2 separate regions of the Homo sapiens genome follow, and region 1 is linked to region 2. A link is a loop called in an ENCODE intact Hi-C map of the cell type or tissue named here. Cell type or tissue: CD4-positive, alpha-beta T cell. All regions are shown on one strand. Links, peaks and the distances in the headings refer to the core of each region. The heading gives the core; the rest is flanking DNA.

Evidence for each region. Hi-C counts contacts between places; a loop is a spot of excess contacts. Peaks named below come from ENCODE experiments on the same cell type or tissue, not always from the same donor. Only the 100,000 strongest peaks of a DNase experiment are listed, where the experiment ranks them.
Region 1: a loop joins it to region 2, with 5 times the contacts of the local background. A loop is called at or near these places in 7 of 110 quality-filtered maps.

The regions. Positions count from the first base shown.
Region 1 is chr6:159,719,616-159,722,539 of GRCh38, forward strand. It overlaps a transcript of SOD2 not described here and the pseudogene RNU4ATAC18P. Among named protein-coding and RNA genes, the nearest start is that of WTAP, 6.4 kb to the right of the region's middle. In CD4-positive, alpha-beta T cell, for the core only: a CTCF peak has its summit at 1,162 (motif pointing right); a DNase peak (open chromatin) is centred at 1,216.
Region 2 is chr6:160,454,748-160,457,671 of GRCh38, forward strand. No RefSeq gene overlaps it. Among named protein-coding and RNA genes, the nearest start is that of SLC22A3, 110 kb to the left of the region's middle. In CD4-positive, alpha-beta T cell, for the core only: CTCF peaks have their summits at 1,387 (motif pointing left) and 1,589; a DNase peak (open chromatin) is centred at 1,374.

The sequences.
Region 1 (2,924 bases), core at 205-2,704, 740 kb before region 2:
ACCCTTTCTCAAAAAAAAAAAAAAAAAAAAGTTGCAGGCTAAGTATTAGGCTGATGGCAAAGAAGTGGCCAATTCACTTAATCTAACTCAGTATTATGGTTTTTTCTTTTATTTTCTTTTTTTTTTTTGAGAGAGTCTTATTCTGTCCCCCAGGTTGGAGTGCAGTCACGCGATCTTGGCTCACTGCAACCTCCACCTCCCGGGTTCAAGAGAGTCTCCTGCCTCAGCCTCCCAAGTAGTTGGATTACAAATGTGTGCCACCATACCCGGCTAATTTTTGTATTTTTTAGCAGAGACAGGGTTTCACCATGTTGGCTAGGCTGGTCTCGAACTCCCGACCTCAAGTGATCTGCCTGCCTCGGTCTCCCAAAGTCCTGGGATTACAGGCATGAGACACCATGCCCAGCCTTGCTTTTTTTTTTTTTTGGTGGGGGGGACAGAGTCTCACTCCGTCTCCCAGGCTGGAGTGCAGTGGCACGATCTCAGCTCATTGCAACCTCTGCCTCCCGGGTTCAAGCGAATCTCCTGTCTCATCCTCCGGAGTAGCTGGGATTACAGACGCCCGCCACCACGCCCGGCTAATTTTTTTGTGTATATATAAATATATATTTTTTTAGCAAAGACAGAGTTTCACCATGTTGGCCAGGCTGGTCACGAATCTTGACCTCAAATGATCCGCCCACCTCGGCCTCCTAGAGTGCTGGGATTACAGGCGTAAGCCACCGTGCCCAGCCTGTATGTACTTTTTAATACAGTAATATGTAAATAACTGTGTGTGTATGGGAAAGCTGTTTTTCATTTCTCCAAAAACTGCACCAAGGCAAAGCAAAGCTCTAGTTGATTTCGGTGTGTTGTGCAGGAGTTAGCAGTACTGCCCTCACTAGGTACCCATTGGACAGTAGTGCAACCCCAAGAAAAGGATGGTAGTAAGTTAACTTTCATCACGCGTTGATATTTCATTTGAAATGGTGACTTGAAGCTGGTTAGATACTGAAACTGAGACTATAGTATGCCTAACTCAGCTGCTCAATAACTATTTATTGCTTATAGTCTTACGACTTTTTTTTTAGAATAATTATCTTTGCTAGTACTATCAGATTTGCATGACAACCCTTTCTCTTGTATTCTCTGTAAACTGGAGGTTGTCCCACTATTACTGATACTAAATTTGATGGTTTGGTTCAAATGGTGACCACCAGATGGCTCCACTATACAGGTGTATTTTCTTTACCTTTTTTTTTTTTTTTTTTTTTTTTTTTGAGACAGTGTCTTGTTGTGTCGCCCAGGCTGTAGTGCAATGGCGCGATCTCGGCTCAGTGCAACCTCTGCTCCTGGGTTCAAGTGATTCTCCTGCCTCAGCCTCCCAAGGAGCTGGGACTACAGGCACATGCCACTGCACCCGACTATTTTTTTTTTGTATTTTTATTTTTATTTAATTTTTATTTATTTATATTTTTTAATTTTTTTTTTGAGACGGAGTCTCGCTCTGTCACCCAGGCTGGAGTGCAATGGCACAATCTCAGCTCGCTGCAAGCTCTGCCTCCTGGGTTCATGCCATTCTCCTGCCTCAGCCTCCCGAGTAGCTGGGACCACTGGTGACCACCACCACGCCTGGCTAATTTTTTGTATTTTTAGTAGAGATGGGGTTTCACCATGTTAGCCAGGATGGTCTCAATCTCCTGACCTCGTGATCTGCCCGCCTCGGCCTCCCAAAGTGCTGGGATTACAGGCATGAGCCACCGTGCCCAGCCGTTTTATTTATTTATTTTTGAGACGGAGTTTTGCTCTCATTGCCCAGGCTGGAGTGCAATGGTGCGATCTTGGCTCACCACAACCTCCATCTCCTGGGTTCAAGCAATTCTCCTGCCTCAGCCTCCTGAGTAGCTGGGATTACAGGCATGTGCCACCATGCCCGGCTAATTTTGTATTTTTAGTAGAGACGGGGTTTCTCCACGTTGGTCAGGCTGGTCTCGAACTCCCAACCTCAGGTGATCTGCCTGCCTTGGCCTCCCAAAGTGCTGGGATTACAGGATTACAGGCATGAGCCACTGCGGCTGACCTTTTTTTTTTTTTTTTTTTTTTTTGTATTTTTAGTAGAGATGGGGTTTCACTATGTTGCCAGGTTGGTCTTGAACTCCTGACCTCATGATCTGCTAGCCTCGGCCTCCCAAAGTGCTGGGATTACAGGCGTAAGCCACCACACCCAGCCTGTAATTTCTTTTACAATTAGGTAAGTAGCCTGTAGAGTGATACTTTGATGGCATTTCCCAGCAATCTTTCATCTAAAGGTTTTGAAGTCCATTGATAGTCCTTGTCTGAGTCAATTATTTCATTAAGGTTTGCATCATGGTTATTGTCTAATTCTATATTTTATTTTATACTTATTAGCTGGCATCCTATAGTAAAGAAGAGTTTTTCCTCATCAACTGGGTATAAACCACATTCTTTATTAAAAAAAAAAAGAAAAAAAAAGCAGGGTAGGTTGGGAGCAGTGGCCCATGCCTGTACTCCCAGCGCTTTGGGAGGTTGAGGTGGGAGCATCACTTGAGCCCAGGAGTTCAAGACCAGCCTGGGCAACATAGCAAGACCCCATCTCTAAAAAAACAAAAAAGCAAGCAAAAACACTTAGCCAGGTATGGTGGCAGGCACCTGTAGTCCCAGCTTCTGACGAGGCACGAGGATCACTTGAGCCCAGGAGGTCAAGACTGCAGTGAGCCATGTTTGTGCCACTGCACTCCAGCCTGGATGACAGAGCAAGACTCTGTCTTAAAAACAAAAACAAATGAAACAAAAAACAAACAGGGTAAATGCTATCTCCCTTTAATAACTAATTTTCAGAGTATCAAATTGGTGTAATAGACACTACCAATGATGGAAAAATAGTTTCCCTCTTCTCATTCTCTCTTCTCTGTACTAGAGAGTAG
Region 2 (2,924 bases), core at 112-2,611:
TAATGCACAATTTTATATACTGATTTTTTCAATCAATGTATATCATGAGTTTTTAAAATAATGCTACAATCTTCATAACTAATATTTTAATGGGGAGTGACTGCTTAATTGGCATGAGGTTTCCTTTTGAGATGAGGAAAATGTTCTGAAAATATGGTGATGGTTGCACACCATTGTGAATGTACTGAATGCCATTCAGTGGTACCCTGCAAAATAATTAAAATCCTAACTCTTATGTTGTGTATATTTTATTGCAATAAAAAGAATAGTCGTCATTTACTAAGAATTAACCTTTTCAGGCACAAGCTCTTAATGTGGTGTATCTCACTTCATCCTCACAACCGTCCTATGAAACAGGCACTTTTATCATTCCTGTTCTACAGCTGAGGAAACTGAGGTGTAAGGAGGTTGTGTAGTTCAGCTTGAGCCTGGGTCTGCGGAGTCACTGCCCAAATGCTTCCTCCCCGTGCACACTGGCCCCACTCTTGCTTCCAATCTTCCACATGTTTGTTCATAAAGTTCATTCTCGTTTCTTTTCTGAAGTCTAAGTTCCCATAATTATGTTGACATATTTCCATCTCGCGGTAACACTCCCAAATTATTTTCTAAAAGTGTGTGACAGTATAAAATGTTACTGGAAACAATTCTCCTCACCCTTGTGAGTATTCAATTTTTAAAAGATTAGCTAACATAGTAGGTGGAAATTGTCCTGATTCATTTTCTGATTTACACTTCCTTGACAATTAGGGAGAAGAAATACAACTAGGGACAATTCTCCTAGTTGTAGTTTTTCTTTTGTGAAAAACTGCTTTATTTCCTTTGCCAAATTGAAACAGAACATCTGCTAAACTGCCAGAGGGAATGCTGTTTTTCCAGATGGACACGCCAAGGATGTCTCAGTGCTCTCACAAATAATCGTTTTCCAATTTTGCAAGCCCAGCTTTGATTAGAATTTCTCAAAATATTTTGCTTTGCGAGCATGACACAGGCAAAAGCTGAGGCACTCTTTCTTTCTTCCCCCAAAGTGTTGGACTGCACTTAGATCATTGTCTCAGGTTCAGAAAACTGACACTGAATCTGGAGTTTACATGAGCAGCGTAGAAGAGGCTCTTCCCAGAGCCTGGCTCCAGAGCCCAGCTCAGCCCTAGCCGGGAAGGAGCTGCATGGAGGAAGCTCCTCCTGGCTACCAAGCATCGGGCAGGGGGTGCATGACGTGGACTGTGTAGATGGGTGAGGGAGCACCCTTTTCAAAATATTTTGCTGAAAATTAAGTTAGATATCACTGCTCTCAGATCTGCTCTCAGAGCAAGGCAAACATCCTGATCAGGAGGTAAACCCACCACTAGTTGCCAGGAAATTGACGCGGTCTGTGAGTATGTGCTGCCATCCAGTGGCCAATGTAGAGATGGCACCTCTGAGGGCGGGGGGCCACGGGTGACCTTGAGGATTGAAGCCCTCCCTGATTGGGTCCTGGGGAGAGGGCCACAAGATTAGCCCAGTGATTGTGGATGGGGCTGACACGGAAGAGCCCCTTGGCCTCAACACCTACTCTGCATTTGGAATATCCAAGTCAAGGAAGGTCTGGAAACATGAAGGGGAGAGGGGGAGAATTTCGACCTCCCTCTGAGAAGCTGAGAACACCCATTGATCTGATGTCATCAACATATAGAAAATCGATAAACAGATCTGAGTTATGTTTTGTGACTCCTCCTGGTCTAGTTAGTGTTCTGAGAATCATTTTCTCAGTGGACATGTGGGTGAGACCAGAGGAGACAGGGAGCCAGTGCAGGATGGTGGTTAGAAATGTGCAGAAGGGGGTGGGAGAGAGGACACAGCGAGTGGGCTCTGGGGTCAAGGCCCGGTTACACGCCGGTTATGTGATGTTTATTTATGATGATAGTGGTGATAGTGATGGTGATAGTAGTGATAATAGTGATGATGGTGGTGGTGATGATGGTTGTGGTAATGATAATGGTGATGGTGGTGGTGATGGTGATGATGGTGGTGGTAGTGATAATGGCAATGGTGGTGATGGTGATGGTGGTGATGGCGGTGGTAGTGGTAGTAATGATGATGATGGCGGTGGTGATGGTGATGATGGTGATGGTGGTGGAATGGTGGTGATGGTAATGGTAGTAATGATGATGACGGTGGTGGTGATGATGTTGATGGGGAGGATGATGATAAGTGGTGGACGGGGATGACGGCGATGATTAATAACCCTAATCCTCACAATGACCTTATATGTAAGTACAGATGAGAAAGCTGAGGCTAAAAGAGATTAAATAACTGCCCAACGTCACATGGAATATGGGAGAGACAGAACTCACACCCGGATCCTTATGATTTTAGCTTCATGCTTTCATCAGTTGAAGTATTGTAGAGGATCTGTTTGTTTTCTGGCTGCCCAGCAGCCTTTCACCCTACATCCCATAATTCTGGTGAGGGATCTACCTTTTGCTCCCTTCTGGGTATGAATGGGGTCCTGCCTCCACCTTCAGCATGGAACAGCTGATGCAGGTCAGAGCCAATCAGTGACGGGCTCAGGGGCAGGACCATGACCCAATTTCAGTCTCTCAGAGTGGACAGACTATTGTTCATGTAAGGGAGAGAGTGGCCTTTCTTATTCTTTCTCAACAGAGCCAGAGCCACCACAGCATCTGCAGCCACGGGAGTGTCACCTTTGTGCCCCAAATAGTGCCTACTCCATGATTGGGAGGGTCTGGGGTCTGGGGCCTAATGTGAGCCTGAAGACTTTTCAGCTCACTAAGAATTTGCCTTGTTTTGCTTAATCCAATTTGAGTTGGATTTTCTGTCACTTGCAAGAAAGAGTCATGTTAGATTCAACTCTATTCCATATTATTAGTAGGAGCTGCCATGGTGGAGTGCTTAGGATGTGCTCGGCACTTGATGCACTTTCTTAT